2 separate regions of the Homo sapiens genome follow, and region 2 is linked to region 1. Evidence: chromatin loops called from intact Hi-C (ENCODE). Cell type or tissue: endothelial cell of umbilical vein. All regions are shown on one strand. Links, peaks and the distances in the headings refer to the core of each region. The heading gives the core; the rest is flanking DNA. Region 1 has its middle 18 kb from the start of VGLL4. Region 2 has its middle 71 kb from the start of TAMM41.

What was found. Peaks named below come from ENCODE experiments on the same cell type or tissue, not always from the same donor. Only the 100,000 strongest peaks of a DNase experiment are listed, where the experiment ranks them.
Region 2: a loop joins it to region 1, with 4 times the contacts of the local background. A loop is called at or near these places in 3 of 110 quality-filtered maps.

Annotation. Positions count from the first base shown.
Region 1 is chr3:11,654,537-11,670,134 of GRCh38, forward strand. It overlaps a transcript of VGLL4 not described here. Among named protein-coding and RNA genes, the nearest start is that of VGLL4, 18 kb to the left of the region's middle. In endothelial cell of umbilical vein, for the core only: a CTCF peak has its summit at 8,060; a DNase peak (open chromatin) is centred at 7,455; H3K27ac peaks cover 785 bases.
Region 2 is chr3:11,767,590-11,783,187 of GRCh38, forward strand. It overlaps a transcript of TAMM41 not described here. Among named protein-coding and RNA genes, the nearest start is that of TAMM41, 71 kb to the right of the region's middle. RefSeq lists an enhancer at 6,766-7,060. In endothelial cell of umbilical vein, for the core only: a CTCF peak has its summit at 6,883 (motif pointing right); DNase peaks (open chromatin) are centred at 3,052 and 6,882.

The DNA of each region.
Region 1 (15,598 bases), core at 4,350-12,349:
AATTTTACCTTATTAGCTTTGCAAAAGGCAGGCAAATAAAACGAGGTATGAGAAAAAGATCATTTGCAATGTTAAGATTATTAACCTGCACCTGTAAGTATCTTAAAATATTTCAACAAATCCACCTTCCTCATCACACGGTGATCTCTTTGAAATGAAACCCATACCATATTTTTCTTTGTCTATGCCCAATACCTGTAAGAGCAGGCATTCAACAGTTAACATGTCCTGGATTAATTACTGGCCTGAAACCCCAGTGAGAGAAGACAGAATCTTTATAAAACAAGCAGGTGGTTTAGATTTTATTTCATCACCAACACAACTATATTTAGTAACATTAACTAGAATAAACGGTTTTTGTTGAAAAATATTCAATTAAGTCAAATAATGGCCAATACCACAAAATTCTTTTTGAAATGCAAACAATTCAATTTTTCCAAGGATGAGTTTGCCAGCATTACCTTATCCTCCTGTGGATCTTCTATTTGAGGCTTCTATTTGTGAGGCCATTGGCATTATTAGGGCCAACAGAAATCCACCCACTATTAGAGCAGTTTTGAACCGTGGCCATACATTACAATCACCCAGGAGGTTTTGAAAGCCATGGGTGTCCAGGAGGATAATTTGGTAAATCTGCAGTAGATGAATTTTGAATTTACACCCAGGAAATAACTACACTTAGCAGTATCGTTTGAAAATAGCTACCCACGTAATTTTTGCAAGCTCCCCTCCCCTTAGGGGTCAGGACCACTACCCTGGAGATTCTGAACTGAACTGAGGAGGGCACCTGGCTGCTTTTCATACCCACCAGAGTTCAACATCCCAATGAGTTAGTTGCTCGTGGGCAGGACTAGGGGGCGACGTGAGCCCACCTAACAAACAGCCTGGCTTCCTTCCCACAGGGATGGCACCACCTGGTCATTTGTATTTAAACAATTCCCATCTGCTTTACACAGAAGGGGCAAACCAAACCCACCACCCCCATTCTCAGCCTATCTTCTTAAATTATCAACACCCAGTAGCTGGAATAGGACTTGAAATGGATAAACCTACCAACACTTGACTGCAGTGAGCCCAGAAATGGACAAGGCAGGATTTCCTGTTTACCCCACATAGGGTGGGGAGTGCGGGGACTAAGGGGTCCTAAGAAGAGACAGCATTTGCCGGAGGAAACAGTGGGGTTTCCAGTTTGTGTCTGGTTCCGGCTGGTGGCGGGGGGTTTCTAGTGACTCGTCTCACTGCATAGGAGCCTGCCCTCAGAGGACGCAGGCAGGTGTCATTTCAGGCCTGTGTACTCCTCTGATGAACGGCCATCTCCCTCCCATTCACATCCGTGCTGTTTTGCCTTATCATTGTTTCCCCAGCACCTAACACAAAGCCTGACACTGGTGGGTGACCACTAAACATTTCTTGAAAGAACAAATGGGAAGGGAGAGCTCCAGAATCTAAGCTGGGAACAGAGGAAAGCGAGAAGCCTAAAAGAAGGAGCGAACTGAAGAATGAAGGAAGTCAGGAGGGAGCGCAGGTGCACAGCTTTGTGATGCTCTGCGTGGTTACAATAAAGAGATGATCAAAGTATGATTTCCTGAAGCACATGGTCTATTGCCATACAAAGGCTCATGATCCCTAAGGAGGGGAGAATAATGAGAACAGGCCTACCAGGGAGCACACACGACAGACGAGGTCCATTCACCACACAGGGAGTGCTTCCCAAATATTAAAGTCCAGTTGCTCACTTAGGATGGAAGCAGGCCTCTGTGGAAAGTGACATCTGATTAAGTTTGAGGTGTGCCTTTTATATGAGTGGTTCTCTCCAGAGATGGTGTCCAACACAGGGAGGGATCCACGGTGACATATAAGGCCCCCGGAGGCTAGAGGAGTTCCCAGGGGTGCTGGTGTTGGCAGGGCCTTTAGGCTGGAAGGCTAACAGGCTAGGAGCACCTGAGCTGGGGATCTTTGCAGAAGGGGCTGGCAGAGCTCAGCCTGCTGTGGCTAAGCCCTCAACGTATCTGTCAAACTCTAGAGCTGAGATGTCCACTGGGGTGCAGTAGCTGAGGTCAGTAACTCCTATAGGGTCTGACAGTGTGTGGTGTCGCATTCTCGAGGGGAGGGAGAGCACACCCCAAGTTCTCACCACAGCAAAGCAGGCCACTCGCATAGCAAGCCAGGTAAGCACTGGGAGTCACTTCAAAGCTCCATACCATGTGAGAACCAGGGATGGCTTTGAGAAAGAACTAGGTTTCTAGCCAGGCTCTGAGGACTAGCCACAATCCAGGCTCTCAGAGAAGCAAGATGACTGTGACCCCAGCAACAACGAAGCACGGCCCTGGTCAGGCATTCAGATGCCAGGAAAGAGAAGAGGGGGTCTGGAAAGGAAGGACTGACCCGAGGAGGAGAGGACTGTCCTAAGAGCGTCTGCAGGGAGGCTGGGAGTAGGCAGCAAGGAGGTAAGGAAGGCCAGCCTGGAGCTGAGAGCAGTGACGGGCCTCCCAAGCTGAGCCCTCTGTACTCTTCACACTGCTTTCTAGCAAAAAGAGCACTGGATACAGAGTCAGAAAAATCCAGTTCCCAGGCCATAACCTTTGCTAGCCATGCAATCTTCATCAAGTGATTCCACCTCTCTAAGCTTGGATGTCCATCTCGGCAGCCTCTGTGTTGTCTGCCCGAGCCCTAAAATCCAAGGACTCCGATCATTCCTCTTTTCCCTCTCCACTCTTCCCCACCCAACCACAGGCCGCCATTCACTGCAATCTCAAGACAGAATGTCATGTTTTATAGAATACACGACGGTAACTGGTATTTCTAGGAGGGTTGGCTCCTGGGTTTATGCTGTTTTTCTTACAAATGTGGCAAGCAAATGAGAGCTTCACCTCCCAAGACAAAAAAATAAAAAAGAGACATTTTAATCTTAACAATGGGCATGAAGAATACTGTTTGGCTCATTTTCCTGCTGGTATGAATTAACAATAACAATTACAGGGAACAATGGTGAGAGGATCTTAACTAACCCAAAGTTCTCTGTGTCTCTGGAGAGAACACTGAGGCAAAACAGCTGCTAACTAGGAGGAATCTGGCTTTCTCTTCCGTAAAATGAAGAGATCTAAAACTCCTGGCTGTCACTAGTTCTAGGTGAGTCTGGCTACTAGAGGGTTAAGGAGACTAACCCTTTCACCCATAAAAGTTTCAGGTGTAATCCTATTACTTTGGAATGGCTAGCAGTGTTCTACGAAACTATTCAAGGATTAAGGTTAGAGAATGCCTGTGCCCTATGGTACAGGCTGCCATAAAGAAAATTATGATCCTAGATGCAGTGATGCCAATTTACATGGTATCTACATAAATGATTCTTCCAGCTCCCTCTTCTCCATTTTCTCAGTAAAACAAGTTTTTTGTTAGTTTTTCTTCTTGAGACAGGGTCTTGCTCTGTTGCCCAGGCTGTAGTGCAGTGGTATGAACCCAGCTCACTGCAGCCTCAACCTCCGGGACTTTAAAAAAGGCGATCCTCCAACCTCTCAGTCTCCGGAGCAGCTGATACTACAAATGTGCACCACCACACCTGGCTAATTTTTGTATTTTTTTGTAGAGATTGTGTCTGGCCACGTTGCCCAGGCTGGACTGGAACTCCTGGGCTCAAGCGACCCACCTGCCTTGGCCTCCCAAAGTGCTGGGATTACAGACGTGAGCCACCATGCCCGGCTAAAACAAGTTTTTAAGAGGGAGAGAAATGAGCAAATACAGCATTGCACCTGCACGTTCAGGACTGTCTACTCCCCAAAGCAATAATCAAACTACCATATTTTATTTATAGCTGCTCTCAAGGCACAACTGCTTCCAAAGTACAAGCTAGAACATTTCTAGTTTGGTCTGGAACCACAAAGGAAAGGTACACCAACATGCTGTACCTTGGAAAGCTGACCTGTAAAACGGAAGCCTTCTTCGTAATATTTAACCAAACACAGGGCCTGACACCTTCCAGTCCTCTTCTGACAGATCACTGCAATATGTTTGCTGTTTTAATATCATGATTAATTAAAGAGCCAGCTGACAATTTTACAAACTAGGAAGGACACAGAGGAAACAGAATACGCGAACTATTCCTGGATCTTTCCTTTTATCCAGCCGGCATGTGGCACGCTATTCTTCATGAGTGAGAAAATCCATGCCCTAAATTCTCACTCATAAATGCATATTTAGTTAATATTGAACAAAAAGAAAATAGTCCAAATAATTTGTCAGATATGCACTTATAAAACGCACTGAGTCAATGAATGCAAAAATATTTTGAAGAGCCAAAAAGTGCTATCAGCTGCTAATAGAAGACACTAGACAAAGTACAGCATCTAGAATTGTTTTTATTGAGAGAAGAATTTTGCTGAGCCCAGAAGCAGAAACATCCAACATAGGTACCTAACACCACACACATACAGCACCTCCAGGCGTCAGGCACAACTATCCTGCCCAGAGTCATGATACAGGTGAACACCTAGAAGTTAAACCCAATATATATACAATTTCCATGCCTCTAAGAATTATTTACTTGTGTCTGGGACCCTAGACATACAGCAAGCAAGGCATTCAAACAACATGAATAGAGTGCCACGTTAACGAAGATCTCACTCCACTGGCCCAGAAGGGATTGGGATCCAAAGATGAGTAAGACACAGTCCCTGTCCTTGAAGAGTATATCACAGAGGGCAGAACATAAGACCTACAAACAAACAATAGAAGGCAGAGGGAGGACAAATCCTATTTTCTTTTTTTTTTTCTGTTTTCTTTTCTTTTTCTTTTTCTTTTTTTTTTTTTTTTTTTTTTGAGACAGAGTTTTGCTCTTATTGCCCAGGCTGGAGTGCAATGGTGTGATCTCGGCTCACCGCAACCTCCACCTCCCGGGTTCAAGCAATTCTCCTGCCTCAGCCTCCCGAGTAGCTGGGATTAGAGGCATGCACCACCACGCCCAGCTAATTTTGTATTTTTCAGTAGAGACGGGGTTTCTCCATGTTGGTCAGGCTGGTTCTTGAACTCCTGACCTTGGGTGATCCCCCCCGGCTCGGCCTCCCAAAGTGCTGGAACTACAGGCGTGAGCCACCACGCCCAGCTTCAAATCCTATTTTGAAGGGACTTGGGGATTTCATAAAAAAAGTGGCATTGGCATGGGCCCTTAAAAGAACAAGATCTCAAAGCAGGTTTGAGGAATGCGGCATTCTAAACACAGTACTTCAGTAGACACAAACAAAGTATTTGCTATAACCCATTGATTATTGCATGAGCAGATTAAGTGAATTTTAACTGATTACTAAGAACAAGAGTTCCGTAAACTGTAAAACTATTTAAAATTTCCCATCTTGGCCGGGCGCGGTGGCTCACGCCTATAATCCCAGCACTTTGGGAGGCCGAGACTAGTGGATCATGAGGTCAGGAGATTGAGACATCCTGGCTAACACGGTGAAACCCTGTCTCTACTAAAAAATATAAAGAATTAGCCGGGCGTGGTGGTGGGCACCTGTAGTCCCAGCTACTCAGGAGGCTGAGGCAGGAGAATGGTGTGAACCCGGGAGGCGGAGCTTGCAGTGAGTGGAGATCGCGCCACTGCACTCCAGCCTGGGCGACAGAGCGAGACTCCATCTCAAAAAAAAAAAAAAAATTTCCCATCCTGCCAGCCAGCAGTTAGCTAGAAGCAGGTTCTGATCTTGGTTCTGCCACAGACTGGCTGCGTGAGTTTAGGCGTGTTACAGAATCTCTCTGATCTACTTCTGCATCTTTGAAAAATTTGGATAATGATACAGCCTGACCATTCTCCTTTGATCATACCACTTTTCTCATGGCATTTAATATGGCCTACTATAATTACACATGGCTTTATCTCCCCTGTAGACCAAACCAAGAGCTCCTGAGGGCAAAGGCCTTTGCTTATTTACTCTGAAACGCAGCCCAGTGCTAGCTGTGCTAGCAGACACATTGTCAATGCCAGCTTCTACCCTTTCTGTTGGATTCCCACTTGCTATGAAAATCCTTTCCTTTGTTCTACAAAGTACACTGTTCTTCAAATCATGAAGTAACCCAGTTTCAAAATTTTAGTTTTACTTTGTAAGTTTCAGCATATCTCTATCCCAGTATGGTGGGGTTTCTTGTTGTTGTTGTTTTTGTTTTGTTTTGTTTTTAATATTGTAAATGTTATAGGTTTCAAAGATTATCTATTTGGGAACTTGGGCATAAACTCAACATATATACTTCTCATGCTTCCAAGTACTGGAAGCATGTGGAATCTGAGTGGAAAAATCATTTAAATTTAGCTTTAAAAATTAAAAAATTAAATAACGTTGGGATCCAAAGGAAAGACTCTTAAACTTTATGTTAACTGAACTTTCATTTCGGCCTTGTTTCCAATAGATTGAGAAAAAGATTGAATACCAAACAGCAACAAAAGCAGCCCATGATGCATTTCAGTGTCATCAGGGTGGCTGTGGGGCTGAATTGTAGGATTATGATAGCCAAAATTCTTTACAAAACTGAACACTACCCTGCTAGTTGATCGATTCAAACACAAAGTGTGAGCAGCAGTCAAAATTCCTTCTGTCCTAGAGAGAAGAAATGCCCTCAGGATGGAGGGCTGGAAAGAAAGCTCTCTGAGGCGGCTGACTGCAATGAAGGTTGCCAGTGCCCCCCGACTCCACCCCAGCTCCTCCCAGTCACAACCACTCAGCAGGCTGGTAACGCAGAAAGAACGATCCACATTGAAAACTGAGTCATCATGAGAAAGGCTCCATCACAGACAATGCAAATAAGGTACAGGACAAAGGAAGGAAAGGAATATTGCCAAGAAAAGGTCAATGAAGACACACCAGACAGCCAGAGAGATTATGCTGGAAAGAATTGGAAAGTTATGAACCAACATTTTTCCTTTTATTTATTTATTTATTTATTTATTTATCTATTTATTTATTTATTTATTTTTGAGAGGAAGTCTTATTCTATTGCCCAGGCTGGAGTGCAGTGGCATGATCCTGGCTCACTGCAACCTTTGCCTCCTGGGTTCAAGCGATTCTCCTGCCTCAGCCTCCTGGAGTAGCTGGGACTACAGGTGTCCACCACCACGCCCAGCTAATTTTTGTGTTTTTAGTAGAGATGGGGTTTTGCCGTGTTGGCCATGCTGGTCTCCAATCCCTGACCTCAGGTGATCTGCCCGCCTCGGCTTCCCAAAGTGCTGAGATTACAGGTGTGAGCCACTGCGCCCAGCCTGAACCAATATTTCTCTATGAGACTTTAAAAAATAGGCATAGCCTCCCTGAAACAGGAACTCAAATAAGAAACAGGACAACAAGGGGAGATTAAAAGATAGCAAAGTTCAGGGAAGAAATGAAGTTCAAGAAGAGTGAGGCAATCCCGGAAACGGATGCCGCACTAAACAGCAATAAAGGAAGTGGAGACACTGATGGAAACACAACCAAATATATGGAGGACACATTCCAGAAAATCCCAGTGATTGGCTCAAGAAGGAGCACATGACTCACAGACATTAGCTGCAGACTTTCTGGAACAAAGCCCAAGAAAGCTATCAGAAGAAACATTCTCCCTGGCTAACATTATGTCGCCAGCTGCTACCACGGTGGAAGTCAGCCCAAAGACAGGGCCACATAACAAGAAAACCCCAAGAGAAATGAAGGCAGAACCTGAGAACACCATGATCCTCTGAGTCAAACTGCACCCGAAGCCCACCAGACCTTCAGACTTTTCAGCTATGTGAATCACTAAATTCCTTTTATTTTAAAAAATTCATTAGAATAAGTTTTCCATTACTGGCAATTGAAAGCTTCTTGATACACTTAAGAACAGCTGAAATGAAAAAAGCAAAATGTTCGTAATTCTAAAACAATACATTGGGAAGGCAAACAACTGAAAAATTATTCAAAACAGGAGAATGTAGTAAGGTGGCTTATTATAAAATGGATTTATCAAAATCCAATATGAAAACAACATTTTATGTGCAGTAGGCACAATCCAATGGCCAACTCAAAATATACTCCCAATTCCCTTCTCCCACTGCCTCCACTAGAGGGACTGAGAAAGCTGAATGCTCTCTATTCCACAATTTCTCCTAACTAGGAGTGCCATGTAATACGGATCTGGCCAATGAGACAGGAACAGAAGTCTGCTTTGAGCTTCTGGGAAAGTTTTTGCTTTTCTTAATTAAAAAAGGCCAGATATGGCTCATGATATCTCATTTTCTCTCTCCTTGTCTTACTGCCTGGAATGCAAATGTGATGCCTGGAGATAAGGCAGCCATTTTGTGACTGTGACATGAAAAGCAGGAGAAGGCTACAAAATAAACAACAGTGATTACCTCAGAAAAACTAGGAACTTGAGATGGGAGGGACTTTCTTCACAAACCGAGTTTTCTTTTTTTAAAAAACACATTTTATAACATAAACTAGGAAATAAAATTATTTTGGAAATATAAAGGAAAGATTATTAGGGTTTGCTTGCAGTAGTTAGGAGGTTTCTGAGAGGGGAAGAGTAAAAGTTGGGAAAGCGAGGCAGCAGAGTAAAAGGTGATCAAGCTATGAAAACAACATGAGCCAGGAGTTTACTGAAGCAGAGTTTTTCAAAGTAGAAAGCAGTAGAATATACGAGTGAAAAGATAAAGGGGGCTGGAGGATGAGGATAAGCCAGACAGAAATCAGACCTGACTCTACAGTGATGGACACTCCTGAATAGTCCCTAGAGGTTCCTTTTTAGCAGGGCCGGGGAAGTGGTACAATAAAAACAAAGTTTGAAGTCCAGGATACAGAATAAGTTGGCGTTTAAAGCTAAAGAAAACAGAAGTGAAAATCAGAACAAATTCATCCAATTCAGTTCTCAAGATTTCAAGATTAAAACTGCAACATTTAACTGTAAGAATCCTAGGCAAGGCGCGGTGGCTCACGCCTGCGATACCAGCACTTAGGGAGGCCGAGGCAGGCAAATCACCTGAGGTCAGGAGTTTGAACCAGCCTGGCCAACATGGCAAAACCTTGTCTCTACTAAAAATACAAAAATTAGCCAGGCGTGGTGGTGGGCACCTGTAATCCCAGCTACTTGGGAGGCTGAGGCGGGAGAATAGCTTGAACCTGGAACACAGTGGTTGCAGTAAGCCGAGATCATGCCACTGCACTCCAGCCTGGGTGACAGAGCAAGGCTCCACCTCAAAATAAAAAAGTAAAATAAAATAAAGAAAGAATTTTATTGCTGTACACACTGAAGGGTTTGGACGGTTCTGTTATTACATACTTTCTTTACATATCCTTGTTTCTGAAGTAAGCAAAACAATGGAATTTAATTTCTCTATGCTGTAAGAAAACACATTTGTCATTTCTTTTTACATTTCATTAAAAGTAATGGCAAAAAACACAATTACTGTTGCACCAACCTAATACAATGTAATGTAAAAAGAAATGTAGGCTGGGCGCAGTGGCTCACAGCTGTAACCCCAGCATTTTGGGAGTCCAAGGCGGGAGGATCACCTGAGGTAAGGAGTTCCAGACCAGCCTGGCCAAATCTCTACTAAAAACACAAAAATTAGCCGGGCATGCTGGTGCACACCTATAATTCCAGCTACTTGGGAGGCTGAGGCAGGAGAATAGCTTGAACCCGGGAGGCGGAGGTTGCAGTGAGCCCAGATCGCACCACTGCACTCCAGCCTGGGCGACAGATCAAGAGTCCGTCTCAAAAAGAGAAAAATAAAAAAGAAATGCAGCTGCAAATAGAACAGAAGCTGGACACAGACTGGTCCCTGGAAGGAAGGCAACCAGAGTCCAGTGCACTACTTTTGGATAGGGAGGTAATCAAGAGAGCACTCTATGGGGAGTCCAAAGACCTGGACTCTGGTTTCAAGTCTACCTCTAGCTCCCATGTGGCCCTGGGCAATCACCTCTGCTTTCTGAAGCTCAGCATGCTCGTCTGTAAAATAAGGGAATTGGACCAAAAATTCGCTACAGTCCTTTTCAATTCTAAATTCTGTGAATAGTTTACTTCAGCCTTGGAGCTGGCAGGGACGGTGGCTGAGAGAAGAATCTGGGGACCAGGGCTGGAGAATCAGGGCTGAATAACGTGGGACTGTGCAGTAAGGGGTCACCCATGAAACCTGGAGTGTGTATCCATCTAATAACACCATTTACATTCTTGAATATTCCGGAAGTCCTACACTTAGGAAGAGGTACTACCAAATTCCCTATTTGCCCTGAATATGGGGACACATAAGAGCTATAGTAACTATAAAACATGTTTTATAGATCTTTTTTAAAATTGTGTAATTAGTGCCTTAATATGTATGACAAAGAGTAAAAATTCATCCAGCACGCCATGATCTTCAGCCAATTCATACCAGTAACTAGTGATCAGGCATCCCAATTTTCTTTTCTCTATTTTTTTTTTTGAGATAAGGTCTGGCTCTATCACCCAGGCTGGAGTGCAGCAGCAACTACTAGAGATTGTCTTAAATGTCTCTAGTTAATTTCTAAATCATTTTGATTAATTCCAAAATAAAGTTCCAAATGCTGTTCACCAAAATGAAAGCAATTTGAATATTTTTCTTTTTTTTTTTTTTTTTTTTTTTTTTTTTTGAGACGGAGTCTCGCTCTGTCACCCAGGCTGCAGTGCAGTGGCGCCATCTCGGCTCACTGCAAGCTCCGCCTCCTGGGTTCACGCCATTCTCCTGCCTCAGCCTCCCGAGTAGCTGGGACTACAGGCGCCTGCCACCACGCCTGGCTAATTTTTTGTATTTTTAGTAGAGACGGGGTTTCACCGTGTTAGCCAGGATGGTCTCGATCTCCTGACCTCGTGATCCGCCAGCCTCGGCCTCCCAAAGTGCTGGGATTACAGGCCTGAGCCACCGCGCCCGGCCAAACATCTTAATCCACTCTAAAAAGTCCCCCATATTGAAATCCCAACATGCCTTCATACACCTGCAGCTTCACCAAAGCAACTTCACACTGTGCTGCCAGCCACAGCCTGAGGCTGAGTGACTCCGGAGTGGCAGAAAGAGCCTGCTGAGCAGCTGTGGGGGAAGAGGGCATCCAGCATTGCTCCCTGCAAAGGAAGCCAAGTCCTGACCATGCCTGAAGGCGCCTGACAAAGTCTCCACAGAACACCACGGCCAGGAGAGGCTGTGACAGCACTCATTCATTCAGCATATATTTACTGATCACCTCCCAGGTGCCAGGCACTGTGCTAGGCACTGGAGATTCCACAGTCAACAAAATGAGACAAAACTCCCTCTTTTCGTGAGCTGCACATTCTAGTGTATGTGAAAGACAAATGAGAGAAATCAAAATAAAGCAGGAAAGTGCAAGCAAGGCACAGGTAGGGGCAAGAGACAAGGAAGGCTGCTCTGAGAAGGTGCCTCTGAGTGACGACAGGAAGGGAGGACACAATCCCCGAGGATTAGAAAGTTCATTCTGGGCCGGGCGCGGTGGCTCACGCCTGTAATCCCAACACTTTGGGAGGCCGAGGCGGGCGGATCACGAGGTCAGGAGATCGAGACCATCCTGGCTAACACAGTGAAACCCCGTCTCTACTAAAAATACAAAAAAAATTAGCCAGGCATGGTAGTGGGCGCCTGTAGTCCCAGCTACTTGGGAGGCTGAGGCAGGAGAGTGGCGTGAACCCGGGAGGCGGAGCTTGCAGTGAGCCGAGATGTGCCGCTGCACTCCAGCCTGGGTGAGAGCGAGACTGCGCCTCAAAAAAAAAAAAAAAAAGAAAGTTCATTCTGTGCTGCGGGAAAGCACATGCAAAGGCCCCGAGGCAGGAGGAGGCCAGCGTGACTTACAGGTCATGGAAGAGCCACAGTTCTTATCTCTGCATGAGATGGGAAGCTCCTGGAGGGCTTCCGAACAGAGCATGGCCAGAATCTGAGTTCCCATTTTAAAGGCCCACTCCAGCACCAGCGTGGAGAACAGAGAGAAAGGAGATGGAGTTAGAAACGGGAAAGCAGCTATCTGTGGACTAGGGTGCTAGTCACAGTGATGGCAAAAAGTGATCAGATGTGAGATATATCTGAAGGCAGAACAAACAGAATTTGCTAGCAGACAGTTTGAGATGTGAGAGAAACAGAATCGAGGATGACTGTAAACTTTCTGGGCTCCATAAAAGACAAATGCATATCTGGACATAATTACTACTCACACTGGACACAGGCTTGGAAATCCAGAGCCAAAGACATTCTGTAAACACCAAAAGGGCATCTCTAAGGACCTGAAAACCTACAGGCTTCTAAGGCTCCTTAAAACTCCAACCTTACAAAGAAATTCACTGTAATAAGTAGTTACTTACAAAACATGAATGCTACAACCCTCCTCTGTGCTCCCCTCCACTCCGGTGTGCATGCGCTCTCCTATCTGCGGCGCCTGCTCTCAGGTTCCCCCTCTCCAGCCTCCTTCCTGACTCCGCTTCCTCATTCCACACACCTTGATGCAGATCTTCTCCAAAGATCTAGCCTCATTTGCCCTTTCTTCTATCTCTACAGTCTTTCACTCAGCAATCTCAATCACTTCCAGCAACCATCTCTTCAAAGAAAAAGACCCCATAAATTTCTATCTCTGGCCTCTTTGCACCACAGGTTGAGAATTCAAATTACATCCTTGATGCTAGTAGTGCAGATGCCTGCCGCATCTCAAACTCACAAAGCCCTACACTGAGACTCCAATCTTCCCATCTCTTTGGCTAAAGCCAGGGGCTTATGACTGAGTGACAGGTTACAGAGCTTGGGCTTCATTCCATAGGTTAACATGGTGCAAAATACGATTGCTGAGCTTTGCAATGATCTGTCCTTATCTTTCCTTCTGAACGTTCATACATGTTATCTGTTTAACCTCTTTAGCATGTCACCTTCTACCTTTATATTACGTACCTTTATATTAGGTAAATTGTGACATATACTATTTACATATTGACATATAGTATATGCTATGATCATTTATCATATACCATTTATCTGCATGTTTTATCTTACCTATTAGGCTATATCACCATTTAGGACCTATTGGATTTACCTTTACATAACTTCTGTGTACTACCAGTGTACAGGTGCTGCCCATAGAAAGGCCTCAATAAACATTTGTTTGATACAAAACACATGTGTAGAAGACCATGGAAAGCGACCAAACATCAAAGCCATCTCATTACAAATTTCTTCAAAAGGTGCTTCCTTTAAAACTCCCCCAGTATCATTATCCCTTGGGTTACATTTTCTTTGTTCTACAATTAACAAACGTTCCTTACAAATAGAGAACCTTTCTGACTCATTTCATGAGGGTCTCAAATTTCTATCTTCTTCTTTTTTTTTTTTTTTTTTTTTTTTTTTTTGAGATGGTGTCTCACTCTGCTGCCCAGGCTAGAGTGAAGTGGCGTGATCTCAGCTCACTGTAACCTCCGCCTCCCGGGTTCAAGCATTTCTCCTGCCTCAGCCTCCCAAGTAGGTGGGATTACAGGCACACACCACCACGCCTGGCTAATTTTTGTATTTTTTTGTAGAGACCGGGTTTCACCATGTTGCCCAGGCTGGTCTTGAACTCCTAGCCTCAAGTGATCTGCCTGCCTTGGCCTCCCAAAGTGCTGGGATTACAGATGTGAGCCACAAATCCAGCCTCAAATTCCTATCTTCAAGCCACAGGAAACAACTCATTTCTTCAAGATATAAATAAATAAATAAATAAAGAGCAAACAAACCCCAAGACTAGTATTTTGGAGGGAGACAGAATTTCAAATGTCAAAACAACTTTGCTCTCATCTTCTGAGATGCCCTTTAGGGTAACCATTTTTTCTAAATGCATCATGCTTACTATTGCTTGTGGAAATTTGCTTATTCAAATGATCCAATCCCTTCTCCTTGCTACTAAAAGTGCAGCCACCTACCAGCAGCATCAGTGGCAGCTGGGAGCTTGTCACAAATGCAAACTAACGAGCCCTATCCCAGACATACTGAGTCAGACTCTTTGGGGCCCAGGAATCTTAATTTAACAAGATCTCTGGGTAAACGTTTGAGAAGGACAGGCCTATCCCATGGCCAGAGTTACCTTTCGAAAACCCATCTCAACGTGTCATCAGAAACCTTCAATGGCCACAGTATAAAGTCCAAGCCTCTGCAGAAAGTGAAGGATCTTATCATTTAATTGCCACAATCTTCCCATTAAGTCAATCAGCATGTGTTGACCACCTGCTCACACGCCAGGCTCTCTTGCACGTTTGGAGAAGATAGCAGTGAACTTGGCTGACAGCCCTGCTCTCATGGAACTTACCTTCTCAGAGGGAAACTGACCTCAGAACTCATCTCCCAACTAACCATCCCATTACCTGTGTTCTACTCACACTGCTGTCTTCACCCTTCTCCAAGTACATCCACACATTTTACATTTCATGCCAGGGTTCGTGCTGTTTCAAACTCAATACCAACCAGGCTGAAATCATCCTCCTTACTCTGGGCTTCTGCTCGTCCTCTAACACAGCAAAGGCTGCATCCCTAGACTGTGATTCATATTTAAATGTCTTTTTCTCCTCTGCTGGGCAGTGTGAGCCTCAGGGGCAGAACCATAGATCCTTCATCCTTGTATACGTGGCACCTAGCCACATGGCTTAGAATAAATAGCATTTAATTAAATATTCTTAAAAATACAACTCAGGGATAGAATTTTGGCAGTGTTCAAAATGCTTCCTTTGGAAATCTTTAAATTTTCCTCTAAAGCCGGTGTGGTGGTGAGAGCCTGTACTCCCAGCTCAGGAGAAAGCCAGGAGGATCCTTGAGCCCAGGAGTTCAAGGTTGTGATGAGCTGTGACGCCACTGCACTCCAGCCTGTGCGACAGAGTAAGACCCCGCCTCTAAAAAAAGAAGAAAGTTTTCCTCTAAAGTCTAAGACCTTCTTTTTTAATGATATTCATTTAAATAGTGGAAAATATCCTTTGACAGTATAATTACAATTTTGGCAATGGTCTAATAAATGGTGTAAGAGGGTGATGAAGATGGGCAATGCAACTGCTATTCTAAAACGAACTTTAAATATTAATAGAACTCATTATTTTGGTACATTTTATGACTGAAGGCAACTCCAAAAATGTCTTGCACAGTGACAGCCTCACTGTAATATTTTTATTCTAGAGTAAGGAATTAGAATAACTTTTTTTTTTTTCATTTTATAGACACAGGGTATCGCTCTATAGCCCAGGCTGGAGAACAATGGTGTGATCACAGCTCATTATAGCCTCGACCTCCTGGTCCCAAGAAATCCTCCCATCTCAGCCTCCTGAATAGCTGGGACTACAGGGCACACACCACCATGTACTGCTAATTTTTTAATTTTTTGTAGAGATAGGGCAAGATTCCTGGCCTCGAGTGATCTTCTTGCCTTGGCCTCCCAAAGTGCTAAGATTACAGGCTTGAGCCACCACACCCAGCTAGAATATCACTCTTTTCAATGTTTCAATTCTGCCATGCTTTGGTAAAACTAAACAGAATCCCTCTTCCAGCAGGTAAATCTTCTGTTAAGACAATCATTCATGTTTTCAAGAATGCATTATGTATGGGAGGAGGGTGCGGGGAACATGTCTGTTTCTAAAACAAAAAAAAAAAAAGCAA
Region 2 (15,598 bases), core at 3,025-11,024, 110 kb after region 1:
TTCCACTTACTCCCCATCCTTGTCAACACGTTGTGCATTTTTTTTTTTTTTTTTGAGACAGAGTCTTGCTCTTTTGCCCAGGCTGGAGTGCAGTGGTGCAATCTAAGCTCACTGCAACCTCCGCCTCCCGGGTTCAAGCAATTCTCCTGCCTCAGCCACCTCAGTGCCTGGGATTACAGGCATGTGCCACCACACCTGGCTAATTTTTGAATTTTAGTAGAGATGGGGTTTCACCATGTTGCTCAGGCTGGCCTCGAACTCCTGACCTCGTGATCCGCCCGCCTCGGCCTCCCAAAGTGCTGGGATTACAGACGTGAGCCACCGCGCCTGGCCATCTGTCCTTTTGATTATAGATTTTGATTATAGATCAAAATGGGTGCAAATCAAAGCCACAGTAAGACACCACTTCACACCTGTGGGGGTGAATAGGTGTGAAGTGGCATCTTACTGTGGCTTTTATTTGCACTGCCCTGATGGCTAATGATATTGAACATCTTTTTATGTGCTTATTGGCCATTTGCATATCTTCTTTGGATGTAGGTGGAAAACTTTTTTGTTTTTTTTTTGAGATGGGGTTTCATTCTGTAGCCTGGCTGGAGTGTAGTGGCGTGACCTCAGGTCACTGCAACCTCTGCCTCCAGGGCTCAAGCAATCCTCTCACCTCTGTCTCCTGAGTAGCTGGGACTACATGCATGTGCCAGCATACTAGGCTAATTTTAAAAATTATTTGTAGAGATGGGGTCTCCCTATATTGCCCAGGCTGGTCTCAAACTCCTGGGTTCAAGTAATCCTCCTGCCTTAGCCTCCCAAAGTGTTTGGATTACAGGCGTGAGCCACTGCACCCAGCCAAATCCTTTTTAAAGTCGTGAATGTACTTGATGACAAAGTGAATGTGACAAGGTATTTCCCACAATTTTATGTTAGAATAGAAGAAAAACATATGTTTTATGCAATTACATACTCACTCATTCATTTTCCAAGTACCTATGCTATTCCAGACACCAGGAAATTTAGAGAAGAAGGAGAAACCAGTTAGTTGATTATCAGAAATGGCATAGACAAGATGTTATAGTCCTCCTGGCACTTTTGTAACAGTCTGCTTCTGACTTATCCAAATGGTTCAGCTCCATTCCTGGCAGGGCAGAAAAGGCAATGAGACAAGGTTCCTGATTTCCAGTAGCTCACTATCTAGTGGGAGAGAGAAACACATAAATATGTCATTGCGGTCGCAGATGGTTATCTACCCACAGAGCTTAGGAGCACAGTGGAGGGAGCAGGTAATTCTGCTAGGCACCTAGAAGGGGTGCAGGAGGAGGTGACATTTGAATTTGGTCTTAAGAGATATTCAGACATTTGACAGATGGTGAAAGGAGAAGGACATTCTAGCCATCAGGCACGGCCTGGTCAAGGGCATGGCTGAGGATGTGAGAGCCGAGGGTGAGCAGAGACAGAGGGTGGAGGGGAGGAGTGGAAGGGAGTGGACCACGTCATGAAGAGCCTCACTAAGGAGCATCCATCTACAAACAGTCTCACTCTGCGCCCAGGCTGGAGTGCTGTGGTGTGATCTTGGCTCACTGCAACCTCTAACCTGACGGGTTCAAGCGATTCTCCTGCGTCAGCCTCCTGAGTAGCTGGGATTACAGGTGTGTGCCACCACGCACAGCTAATTTTTGTATTTTTAGTAAAGATGGGGTTTCACCATGTTGGCCAGACTTGTCTTGAACTCCTAACCTCAAATAATCCATCTGCCTTGGCCTCCCAAGAGATTTTTTTTTTTTTTTTTTTTGTAAGCAGAAGAGTGGTGTGGTTCGATCTGAGGTTTAAGAGATCACTCACAGGCAGCCAGTTGGATGGATTAAGGGGTCAGCAGGCCAAAGGGTAAATATTTGTGGCCTTGTGGACCACACAGTCTTTGTTACAACTTCTCAACTCTGCTGCTGTAGTGTGAAAGCAGCCATAAGACAATACATTTAAGTATTTCATTTAAGAAAGAACCCGGCTGTGTTCTAATGCACATGTATTTACAAAGCCAGGAGGTATGGATCTGTCCTGAGGACCATCATTTACCAACTCCTATATTAGACTAAGGTGGGAATGAAGGCAAGGAGACCACTGACTATGTGGAAATTCTCTCATGAATGGAGAAAATCAGAATGGGGTGAGGGAAGTGCAACCAAGGCAGAGGGTATCTTTCAGCCTCAAGAGGAGTCAGGTCCTCTACCTCGGCTGTGCTGGAAAGTGTGACTACACGCCTCACGGCCCAGCTCGCATTTCCTACAAAGCAGGCAGAACACCTAGTTATGCAAAGAGCATCACTCACAGCCACTGCAGCCACCTGGGAGGTGTGGAGCTTCTATCTGTGACAAGCCTGCCAAGGAACTCACAGGCCCAGGCAAGGAGAAGCCTAGAAAACAAGGTAGAAAGTCTTGGAAAAGCCTCATTTGGTCTGCGATGTAAGAAAACTTGATTCCAGTTAATTGAGGTAAAGAAGAATTGGTTCAATCTCATAGAATCCACAGGGGAGATGTGTGATTGGTCCCGCACTCTAAGAGCTGGAGAGCGAGAAGCAGGTGCCTCTTCTGGCCTCTGTGGGGCTGCACAGACTCTGTCTCCGTCTCTTCTGCAAAATTGGCATCCATGTGTGGACTGCTCATCAGTCAGTGTGGGGTGGAGACACAGAGAAAGTTCAGGAGTACATAAGTGGCCCCATAAAAACATGCACCCTACCACTACCCTGGAGGGCAGCTGACCGGGGGTGTCTGGTCCAGCCTCTCTAACAACTCCTGCACCTCTCTGTCCAAGCCCCTTCCCCTTGCTGGGCAAAATAAAGGGGGCAGTTTCGATCACTGGCTCTCAACTGGGATTTCTCCCAAAGTAGTAATGAGGTCGACTTGCAAGCATTTTTGGCTTTCAAAAAGCCATTTAAAATGCTCTGCTTGCTGATGAAAGCTGTGGTTTCTTTGCTCTCGGCTACGATTCTGTCAACTCAGGGTAGTAACACTGCTGAGCGCGTGCTGATCTGAAGCTCTGATTGGCTGCTGGTGACATAATAGGAAGGTCAGGAACGATTGGCTGGCAGCTGAGACCGGCTGAGCCACATACCAGGAAGGTGTGTTGGGCGTGAACAGAGCACGCTTAGAGCAGGAACAGAAGTACGAGCGACAGCCTACCAACATCCTTCAAGCATGGGGGCAGGGGAGGCATGTGTTAAATAACAGAGTCTTCAAGATAGTGAAAACTATGCATCATTTCTAGGGTCCTCTTTTGTGTAGCTCCTGTCTCCCCCTAGTCCCAGGTGTCTCTCCCCAGAGGGCTGGAGGGCCAGGCCAGGCTCGCAGACAAGTGGGTACATGTACCCCCTTCACTCCCAGTTCCCTCCTCTCTGCCCAGACCTGCTCTCCGCAGCCCTGAGGCGGGCAGCTGGTCCACCCTTCTCCCCTGCAGTTCTCTCTAGGCTTAGGACCCAGGTCCCTCCCTGCTCTAGGTGGTCTGGATGTCAGCATCTCAAGCTGCGGCCTCAGGCAGCAACAGGCACGCCCTTTATGAATTATCTGAGCAGAGCACAGCCACAGTGGGAGGAATAAAAATAACAAGAAACACAAAAGGTGCCTCCTTGAACAGGAAGAGACACTAGGGATGGGGGACTGGCTCACCTGGTGAGTCACCCTGCGTTCCCTCTTCTTGGCTGGCTATCAAAAGAGAAGAGAACACAGGCAATAACCTGTGGCCTCCAGGGACGGGCTGGGCGTTTTAGAAAGGCCCTGGGTTTGCAGAAGAGAACAGCACGCATGGTGGGGAGGCTGCTGGAGGTTGGGATTCTACGTCTGGCTCATGGCAAACCTGATGGATGACTTTGGGCTCTTTTCAGAGTCTCTGTTGCCTCATTTGTTTGTTTGTTTTTGAGACGGATTATTTATTTATTTGAGTCGGAGTTTTGCTTTTTGTCGCCCAGGCTGGAGTACAGTGGCCAGATTTGTTTGTTTGTTTTTGAGATGGATTATTTATTTTTGAGACAGAGTTTAGCTCTTTGTTGCCCAGGCTGGAGTGCAGTGGTGTGATCTCTGCTCACTGCAACCTCCGCCTCCCAGGTTCAAGCGATTCTCCTGTCTCAGCCTCCCAAGTAGCTGGGATTACAGGCGCCCGCCACCACGCCCGGCTAATTTTTGTATTTTTAGTAGAGATGGGGTTTCACCATGTTTGCCAGGCTGGTATCAAACTCCTGACCTCAGGTGATCGACCCACCTCGGCCTCCCAAAGTGTTGGGATTACAGGCGTGAGCCACCACGCCCGGCCTGTTTATTTATTTTTAATTTTAAAAAGTTTATATATTTAAGGGGTACAGGTTCATTTTTCTTACATGTGTATATTGTGTAGTGGTGTACCCATCATCACCCAAATAGTGAACACTTTACCCAACAGGTGATTTTCCAACCCTCACCCCCTCCCACTTTTTATAGTCTCCAGTGTCTGTTTTTCTTTTTCTTTTTTTCTTTTTTTTTGAGACAGAATCGCTCTCTGTTGCCTAGGCTGGAGTGCAGTTGTGCAATCTCAGCTCACTGTAAACTCCACCTCCCAGGTTCATGCCATTCTCCTGCCTCAGCCTCCGGACTAGCTGGGACTACAGGCGCCTGCCACCACAGCTGGCTAATTTTTTTTTTTTTTTTTGTAGTTTTAGTAGAGACGGGCTTTCACCGTGTTAGCCAGGATGGTCTTCATCTCCTGACCTCGTGATCCGCCCTCCTTGGCCTCCCAAAGTGCTGGGATGGCAGGCGTGAGCCACCGTGCCCAGCCCAGTGTCTGTTTTTCTACTCTGTGTGTTCATATGTACCTATTGTTTAGCTGTCACAAGTGACAACAAGCGGTATCTAGCTGTTTCGGAGTTATTTCACTTAGGATAATGGCCTCCAGTTCCATGTTGCTGCAAAAGACGTGATTTCATTCTTTTTTTTAATGGCTGAGTATATCCATGGTGTGTGTATGTATCACATTTTCTTTATCTGATCCTTGGTTGATGGACAGTATATCTGTGCGATTGTGAACAGTGCTGTCATAAACACATGAGTGCATGCATCTTTTCCCTTTGGGTAGATACCCAGTAAAGGGATTGGAGTCTAATGGTAGTTCTATTTTTAGTTCTTTGAGAAATCCCCATAATGTTTTTCATAGAGTTGTCCTCCTTTATTAAGCCTCCTATTCAGGGTGAGGCACTGTGCCAGGGGCTCTACATACATTGATGCTAATCTTGAGAATCATCCTGCCAAGTAGGGTCTTTATCGTCTCCATCTTAAAGAACAGGAGGCAGTTCCGAGAGATTAAGTAACTTGCCTGCTGTCACACGGTATACTCTTGATTCAAACTCAGGTCTTTCTTTCTCTCTCTTTTTTTGGAATGGAGTCTAGCTCTGTTGCCCAGGTTGGAGTGCAGTGGTGCGATCACAGCTCACTGCAACCTTCGCCTCCCGGGTTCAAGCAATTCTCCTGCCTCATCCTCCCGAGTAGCTGGGATTACAGGCACACACCACCATGTCCAGCTAATTTTTATATTTTTAGTAGAGTTGGGGTTTCACCATATGGGACAGGCTGGTCTCAAACTCCTAACCTCAAGTGATTCACCTGCCTCAGCTTCCCAAAGTGCTGGGATTACAGGTGTGAGCCACCATCCCTGGCCAAACCCAGGTCTTTTTGATTCCAAAGCCCCCAAGTATTGCTTATTTTATTTTTGATTTGCTTAAAAAAAAAAAAGCTAGTTAATGACTAGCACTTTGTGAACTATTTTTCTCCCAACATTTTTAATTTTTTATAAAATTTAAAAAATAGAGGTGGGGTCTCGCTATTTTGGCCAGGTTGGTCTTGAACTCCTGGCCTCAAACAGTCCTCTTGCCTTGGCTTCCAAAAGTGCTAGGATTACAGGCGTGAGCCACCGTGCCCAGCCCCACCCCGACATTTTCTTTTTTGACTACCATCAAGTACTAGCAGAACATCCAGACCTGTTGGCAAACAAGCAGTAATGGAGACACTTGGAAACTTGACCCTGAGTAGCTCAACAGCTTGTTTTCTCCATGAGCCAGTAGGCTTCTAGCTGTGATTTCATTAATTTATAACAGTATGCACATTTAATTAAGCAGAATGTTTCTTGCCCAACCTAGATGCTAAATCCATCAATGTGTTATGAGCTAAATTGTGGTTCATACAATGAGAAATAGAAAAGTCAGTGTTGGGGGCCGGGTGCGGTGGCTCAGCCTGTAATCCCAGCACTTTGGGAAGCTGAGGTGGGTGGATCACCTGAGGTCAGGAGTTCAAGACCAGCCTGGCCAACATGGCGAAACCTCGTCTCTACTAAAAATACAAAAATTAGCAGGGCATGGTGGTGCATGCCTGTAATCCCAGTTACTTGGGAGGCTGAGGCAGGAGAATCACTTGAACCAGGAAGGAGAGGTTGCAGTGAGCCAAGATCATGCCACTGTACTCCAGCCTGGGAGACAGAGCAAGACTCCATCTCAAAAAAACCAAAACAAAACAAACAAAAAAGAAAAGTCAGTGTTTCATCATCTTATGCAAAGGAAGCTATAATTTCCAGGTGTTCTGCCACCTACAACAGGTTTGAGCACTCTTGTTCTCCGACTCTATGAACGCACACTTTGTGCACAGGAAAACTTCCTGGATAAAACAGAGCCAGGCAGAGCTCTCTCACCACTGTAGAATGAAAGTTGCTTTCTTTGCTTCCTTGGGAATCAGAAAGGTGCTCTGCCCCTTTCTATGTGCACCTGGAAAGTTCTCCATCAAACCAAGCTGACAGGGAGGCTCTCCAGCCTGCCAATAAGAGCAGTGACTGAGTGCCAGAGGGACTGTTACCTAGATGGCCAGGCTAGCCCAAGATGGACAGAAGAGGGAGCACTTTCCGTAAAACAGCCACATGTCACAGGCCCCAGCTGCCGCCTGCAATCCTCTGGCTCCCAAGACTGCCCAGGGCCCTACTGCTCTCCCTGGGAGGTTTGTCTTGGTCTATTTGGGTTGCTATAACAAAATGCCATAGACTGGGTGGCTTATAAACAACAGAAATGTATTTCTCAGTCTGCAGGCTGGGAAGTCTGAGATCAAGGCACTGGCAGATTCAGTGTCTAGTGAGGGCTTTCTGGTTCATAGATGGCCACTTCTCATTGCAACTTCACATAGAAGAAGGAAGAAAGGATCTCCCTGGGTCTTGCTGATAGTGTCCTAATCTGCCCTCATGACCTAATAAATTCCCAAATCCTCATCTCCTAATACCATCACATTGAAAGCATTTTTTTTTTTTTTTTGAGACGGAGTCTCGCTTTGTTACCCAGGCTGGAGTGCAGTGGTGCGATCTCGGCTTACCGCAATCTCCGCCCCCCAGGTTCAAGTGATTCTCCTGCCCTCAGCCTCCTGAGTAGCTGGGATTACAGGCGGCTGCCACCGTGCCCGGCTAATTTTTGTATTTTTAGTAGAGATGGCGTTTCACCATCTTGGCCAGGCTGGTTTGAACTCCTGACCTCGTGATCCACCCCCTCAGCCTCCCAAAGTGCTGGGATTACAGGCATGAGCCACCGCGCCTGGCCTTTTTTAATATTAAGATGCATTATTTTTGTACAGGCATTTTTTTTGGTTGGGGGACACACAAATTCAGACCATAGCAAGGTTCCAGCCATAAGCCAGAATACTTTCCTTATAACTATCACTGAAGGACCACTGGTCAGCCCCCACGTTTGCCAGGCTTTGGGGCCCTAGTCCCCCTCTTCCTGTCACATTCCCCGCCACCACCCTGGTGATTTCCGAAACCCATGTGAACAACTTACCCCTCGACTGTCTTTCAGGACAGTGTTACAATTTCACCAAGGTGGCCAGGACCTAGCCATTCTGCAGTCACATCTCCAACACTTGTGTGCAAATGGTTATAGATTTAGAGAGATGTGTGTGCTGAGTTTAAATAAAGTCACGCCACTGCACTGGTGGAAGTAACTTAACTCAGATTCAGATACAATCATTATTTACTGAGCTCCTAATGTGAGCTGGGTGTGACCATCTCTGTCGTCCCATTTGATCCTAAAGATAACCGTTTGCGCAGCATTATTCACAATAGCCAAGATATGGAAACAACCTAAGCGTCTGTTGACAGATGAACAGATCAAGAAAACGTGGGGTGTGTTTATGTATATATACAGCCATGCACTGCATGCCTGCCGATGTTTCAGTGATGGACCACAGACACAACAGTGGTCCCATAAGATTATAATACCGTATTCTTACTGAACTGTTTCTTTTTTAAGAGAAGTGTGTGTGTGTGAGATCAGAATTTCAGTGTCCCCATGAACTCAGTACATTCTACACTTGTCTTCCAGCTGTTTGCAAATGTTTTTCTTTTGGTTGGTAATTTTTTTAGAAATAGATCTTTTATTTTTTAATTAATTAATTTTTTTTTTTTTTTGAGATGGAGTCTCGCTCTGTTGCCCAGGCTAGAGTGCAGTGGCCTGATCTTGGCTCACTGCAAGCTCCGCCTCCCAGGTTCATGCCATTCTCCTGCCTCAGCCTCCCGAGTAGCTGGGACTACAGGCGCCCGCCACCACGCCCGGCTAATTTTTTGTATTTTTTTTTTAGTAGAGATGGGGTTTCACCGTGTTAGCCAGGATGGTCTTGATCTCCTGACCTCATGATCCGCCCACCTCGGCCTCCCAAAGTGTTGGGATTATAGGTGTGAGCCACCGCGCCCGGCCATTTAAAATTTTTTTTTTAGAGACAGGGTCTCACTATGTTGCTCAGGCTGGCTTTGAATTCATGAACTGAAGCAATCCTTCTGCTTCGGCCTCCAAAGTAGGTGGGACTACAGATGTGGACCACTGTGCCTGACTTACTGTACCTTTGCTATGTGTGGACATGTCTAGACACACAGTGCTCACCACTGTGTTAACAACTGCCTCGGTATTCAGCACAGTAACCTGCTGTACAGGTTTGTGGCCTCGGAGCAGTAGGCCATCCCATGTAGCCTAGGTGTGCAGTGGTAGGTTAAGCCATCTAGGTTTCTGTAAGTGCACTCTATGACGCTCACGAGAAGAAAATTGCCTGACAACGCATTTCTCAGAGGGTATCCCTGTCATTAAGTGACACGTGACTGCAGAGACAGACCATCCAGGACTTAACGCTCTTTCGACTTTACGATGAATTGATGGGGACGCAGCCCCATTGTAAGTCAAGGAGCCTGCAAACATTATTTCACCATAAAAGAGAAAGAAATCTTGCCATTTGCGACAACATGGATGAAACATTGGAGACATTATGCTTAGTAAAATAAACCAGATATGGAAAGACAAAGACTGTGTGATCTCACTTCTGTGTGGAATCTGAAAGCATCAAACTCATAAACACAGTAGAATCGTAGTTCCTAGGGGTCAGGTGGAATGGGAAGATTTTGGTGAAAGGGTACAAACATTCAGTTCTGGGGATCTAATCTACAGCATGGTGACTACATTTAAAAATAATGTATTGTCTACTTGAAATTTGCTAAGAGAGTAGCTCCTAAGTGTTCTCACCACACAGACAAAAATGGTAACTATGTGAGGATATGGGTATGCTAATTAACTTGATTGTGGTGATCTTTTCACAATGTATACATACATCAAATCATGAGATTGTATACCTTAAATACATATAATTTTTTTTGTCAACTATACTTCAATAAAGCCGGAAGAGGAAAAAAAGGTAACTATTTGAGCTTTTGCTTCTTCAATTAGAGCTAATCCAGCTAAAAAATGGTTTGGGCATTTCCAAAAAGGAGTTGAGGTACTACTAAATGACGTCAGGATTAATGTTTTAACCAACCAAGAAGCAGCATTGAAAAACTTTCTAACAGCTTCGTTGAGATATAATTTACATACCATAGAATTCAGCCATTTAAAGTGTACAGTTCAGCAGGCCGGGTGCGGTGGCTCACGCCTGTAATCCCAACACTTTGGGAGGCCTAGGCAGGTGGATCATTTGCGATCCAGAGTTCGAGACCAGCCTGGCCAACATGGTGAAACTCTGTCTCTACTAAAAATACAAAAATTAGCCGGGTGTGGCAGTGTGCACCTATAATCCCAGCTACTCGGGAGGCTGAGGCAGGAGAATCTCTTGAACCCGGGAGGCGGAGGCTGAAGTGAGCCAAGATCCTGCCACTGCACTCCAGCCTGGGTGAGGGAACGAGATTCCATCTCAAAAAAGAAAAAAAGTGTAAATTCAGCGTTTTTATTTATAGAGTTGTACCGCCATCATACAGTTTTAGAACATTCCCATTAACCTAAAAAGAAAACTTCCCAATTCTTAGCTTCACTCCTAAGCCCCCAAGCCCCCCATTACCCACTTCCGGCCCTCAGCAGCCACAAATCTACATCGTGTCTCGGTACATCTGGCTATCCTGGCATTTCATGTAAGTGACATCGTATAGTATGTGGTCTTTTGTGTGAGGCTTCTTCCATTTGGCATCATGTTTTCGAGGCTCATCCGTGTCACAGTCTGCATCAGTATTTCACTCTTTTTTATTGTCGGTTAACAGTCCACTGTCCAGTTTTTGTGTGGACATATATTTTCATTTCTCTTGGGTATATATACCTGGGAGTAGAATTTCTCGGTTATATGAGAACTCTATGTTTTTTTTTCCTTTTTAGAGACAGGGTCTCGTTCTGTCACCCAGGCTGGAGTGCAGTGGTGCGATCACAGCTCACAGCAAACCTCCAACTCCTAGGCTTGTCAAGTGATCCTCCTGCTTCAGCCTCTCAAGTAGCTGGGGCTACAGGCACACATACCAAACCCAGATAATTTTTAAATTTTTTGTAGACACAGGGTCTTGCTATGTTGCCCAGTCTCAAACTCCTGGGCTCAAGCAATGGCCCACCTCTGTGTCCCAGGAACTCTATATTTAACCACTTGAGGAACTGACAGTTTCCTCAGCAACTGCCCCACTTCACATTCCCATTAGCAGCCCATGAGGGCTCCACTGTCTTCATGTCTCTGTAAAATAACACTTGTTTTTTTGTCCTTTTTTTTTCTCCTTTAATCTCTTTTTTGGAAAAAACATCGGAAAATGACTATGTGTCTTTTTTATTTAGCCTTCCTAGTGGGTGTGAGGTGGTATCTCATTGTGATTTGATTTGCATTTCCCTGATGATGAGTGATGTTGGGCACCTTCTCGTGTTTATTGGCCATTCGTGTATCTTTTTTGGAGAAGTGTGTGTTCAGATCCTTTGCCTATTTTTAATAAGGTTGTCTTTATATCCTAGTTATAAGTGCCTTATCAGATACATGATTTACAAATATTTTTTTCCCATTCTTTAGGTTAGCCTTTCACTTTTTTGAGGGCGTCTGCTATGCTACGGTTTGGATGTCTGTCCCCTCCAAAGCTAATATTGAAATTTGATGCCCAACGTTGGAAATGGGGCCTAATAGGAGGTGTCTGGGTCATGGGGGCAGGTCCCTAATGAATAGATTAATGCCCTCCCTCAGTGGTGAGTTCTCACTCTGTTAGTTCCTGTGAGAGCAGGTTGTTCAAAAGAGCCTGGCACCCGCCTTTTCCAGCTCTCTCTCGGGCCATGTGACCTCTACACACTGGTTCCCCCTTCCCCATCTGCCATGAGTGGGGGCAGCGTGAGGCCCTCACCAGATGCAGATGCCCAATCTTGAACTTTCCAGCCATCAGAATCACGAGCCAAATAAACCTTTACTCTTTACAAATTAAAGGGAGAGCAAAGAGAGGAGGAGGAAGGTGCCAGGCTCCTTTTAATTGCCAGGTCGTGCAGGAACTATGAGTGAGAACTCACTCACTCCAGTGAGAATGGTAAAGCTTTTCATGAGAGAGCCAGCCCCATGACCAACACACCTCTTACCAGGCCCTACCTCCAACACCGAGGATCCAAGTTCAACATGAGATTTGGAGGGGACAAATGTCCGAACTATACAGTCACCATCCATCTCCTGTGACTTGACCCCTGCTCTCCGTGTTTTCCTCTGATTACCTCTCAGGTTTGTTTGTTCTCTTCATGCTGGTGTTTGTTGTTGGTGTGCCCTTGGGTCTCTTCTCTGTGCTCCACAGACTTCCTGAGAGATCCTCATTCACTCCCATGGTGTCTTTAGTCACTATCTATTAGCTGCCAATTCTCACATTTCCATTTCCAGCTCCAGACCTGGGGAGCCAACTGTTTACTCAACATCTTCCACAGACATTCCAAACGCAGCATGTTCAGACCCGAATTCATCACCATCCTCCTGCTATCCCCAAATGTGCCCCTCCTCCTGGATCCCCAGCTGAGGAAACAGGCATACCATTCTCCCATTTGTGCCAGCGGGAGCCTTGGCAAGCCCTTCTCCATAGTCAGTCATCAAGTTGTACTGAGTCCACTTCCTAGACATCACTTCAATCTGTCCCTTTTGGTCCATTCTCAGTGATCCTGCCCTGGACCACCATCATCTCTCAACTAGATGACTACAGTCTTCCCCTTTCTAGTCTATTCTCCATAGTGCAGCCACACTGATGTTTGTAAAATGCAAATCCACTTTTGACACTCTCTAGCTCAAAAATCCCTGGCTGGCTCTCCATTGCTCTGGGGATAACAATGAACAGACTAACAAGAATTTTAAGACCTTTCACGATCTGGCCTCAGTCATTTCTCCAGCCTCACTCCTGCACAGTATATGTCTGGCACTTTATTCATCTTGAACTAACTTTAGTTCCCTCAACACACTGTGTTCTCTTCATTTAGGGCTTTTGAATATCCATAGTCCTATGTCTGGAATACTCTTCCTTCTCCTCTGGCTAACCCCTACTTGTTCTTAAAGTAACAGGCTAGACATCACTTGCTGCTTCCCTCCAGATTGGGAGAACACCAAGTGACTGAAAGACAGTTTAGTCAAGAGGTTAAGAGGGAGGGCTTTGGAACCTGATGGCCCGGTTTGGGATCCAGGCTGTCCTGTTAGTTTTCTGTGCCTCTGTTTCCTCATGCATGTAATAGGGAATAATAAGAGTCCCTGTTACATAAGGCTGTGGTGAGCATTAAATGAATAAATATATAGAAAGTGCTTAGAAGAGTGCCTGGCACACTGTAATGGCTCAACCAGTTTCCTGTCACTTTGAGGTATCTCTATAGTTACCCTATAGTTACCCCTGTAATTAAGTACTTATCAGAGAAATCTAATTCACAATTTACTTTACTTTTCTGCATTGTAAGATCCTTAGAATTGGGACAACTCTCCAGGGCTCCAGCTCTTGGTATGCAGAGGGCATTTATGAAATTTTTGTTAAATACTTGACTAAATCAGTGAATGAATGAACTTCTGTTCACAGCATTGATCGCTTCTCACCTTGCATTATGAGAGTGGATTTTATCTTCTCTATTTGATTTACTGTAAGCTTACTGAGGCAGCACCACAGCACCGTCATCTTGGCATATCCCATCTCCTCCAACCAACACTGTCTGGGAACATTTTATTCCTGTAATTCAACTAATACCAGTTGAACTAAAGCCTCCTCTCTGGGAATAGGCTTTAGACTTCTCCTGCTTTTCATCTGCCACGTCCTGTCATCCTCTTCTATGTAACCCACTGCAACCTGGAATTTTAGGGACTTTCTTGTATCTGTAGCTCAGTTGTCACAGTAGGACAGTTATACAAGGAGTTGGGGACAGTGAAATTCAAGTTAGTTAGGAGCTAAATTTAGGCAGATGTCCTGTAGTGTTTGGAAAGAATGATGGGCTCAGACGTTTTGTTCTTCCTGATCTCAGAAATGCTACTGAAGCTCTTAGCCCTGTTATAATTTACCCATATGTGGGGTGGGTAGAACAGCATGCTGAAGCGAAAGGGGAATTAAGTAAAAAGTAAGAGACCCGGTCAGGTGCGGTGGCTCACACCTGTAATCCCAGCACTTTGGGAGGCCAAGGCTGGTGGATCACCTGAGGTCAGGAGTTCGAGAGCAGCCTGGCCAACATGGCAAAACCCCATCTCTACTAAAAATACGAAAATTAGCCAAGCATGGTGGTGCACATCTGGAATCCCAGCTACTCAGGAGGCTGAGGCAGGAGAATTGCTTGAACCTGGGAGGTGGAGGTTGCAGTGAGCCAAGATCATACCACTACACTCCAGCCTGGGTGAAAAAGTGGGACTCCATCTCAAAATAATAATAATAATAATAATAATAATAATAATAATAATAATAATCATACAAATAAGAGACCCAGGTTTTTGTCCCAGTCGTCAACAAATTGGTGTGACCTTGGAAGTCACAGCCTGCCTGGGTTGACTCATCCCACCGGTAAGGTGAAGGAGTTTAGATGGTTTTAAAGTTTCCTATTAATTCTGACATATCATGCATGTATCATCTCTTCTGATGTAGCTCATTCTAGGAAGGAATTTTCTATGGTCCCACTTCATCTCAGAAGGAACAGAGAAAAGAAAGCAATGACACCAGGTGTCTTTAGCTGCATGGCCAGTGATGGCTGAAAATAATCATGGGTCAGATCACCTGGATACACATGGAGAGAACAACCCACATCCTGCAGGCATGGCCCAAAGATGGGGTGTGATACTGGAAAGTGAATGCATTTTTGAGTCATACAGAACTGAATTCAAATCCCACTATGGGGCTAAATTAACCTCTGTAATCCTGTTTTCTTGGTTGTAAAATTTTTTTTTAAAAGTTGGGCTGGGTGTGGTGGCTCACACCTGTAGTCCTAGCACTTTAAGAGGCCAAGGTGGATGGATCACTTGAGCCCAGCAGCTCAAGACCAGCCTAGGCAACATGGTGAAACCCCATCTCTACTAAAAACACAAAAAATTAGCCAGGGGTGGTGGTGCGTGCCCATAGTCTCAGTTACTTGGGAGGCTAAGGTGGTAGGATGGCCTGAGCCCAGGAAGTCAGGGCTGCAGTAAGCTGAGATTGTGCCACTGCACTCCGGCCTGGGTGACAGAATGAGACCCTGTCTCAAAAAAAAAAAAAAAGAAAAAAAAAGTGGGATCGTATCTACGTTGTAGGAGTAGGATAAGGATTAAGTGAGGCTGTTTACATATTACACCTTCTATAAATCATAGGCCTTCCATAAACCTTAGGTTTTCTCCATTTTTATACAGTCCACTAGTTCAAAGTACTTTCACAGATAATGGCCTGTGCCTGTGAAACTTTAGTTTACTCCTTTATTCCTCCCCACACGGTTGGAGTTTGGGGCATGGACTTTTCTGTGGGTTCAAGCTCAGTGATTTTTTGGTGGGACAGAGTGCCTGAGTCAATGAGCATCTTCCCTTAGTTTAATGCAGCATCTGATGAGATTCAGTCCTGTGTGTCCTCTAGCTCACTGAGGGTGTTTTGGAGGGACAGGGCTCAGGTAGGACTCGGAGCTTGAAGACTCACTGCAATGGAGAGCCTCAAAGGAGTAAGGATCCATGATTCAGCTGGAGCTGCAGACCAGGCCTCTGGCCATGGAGACCCTCAGCAACCCCGAGGGTGCTGGACAAGAGCTTCTCCTTTCTAAAGTCCTGCTTATGTGCCAGAGTATAAAAGAATCTCACTGAGCACATGGCTATTTTGACTCTCATTTAGTGGTCACTTGGGCTCTGATATTATTGCACTT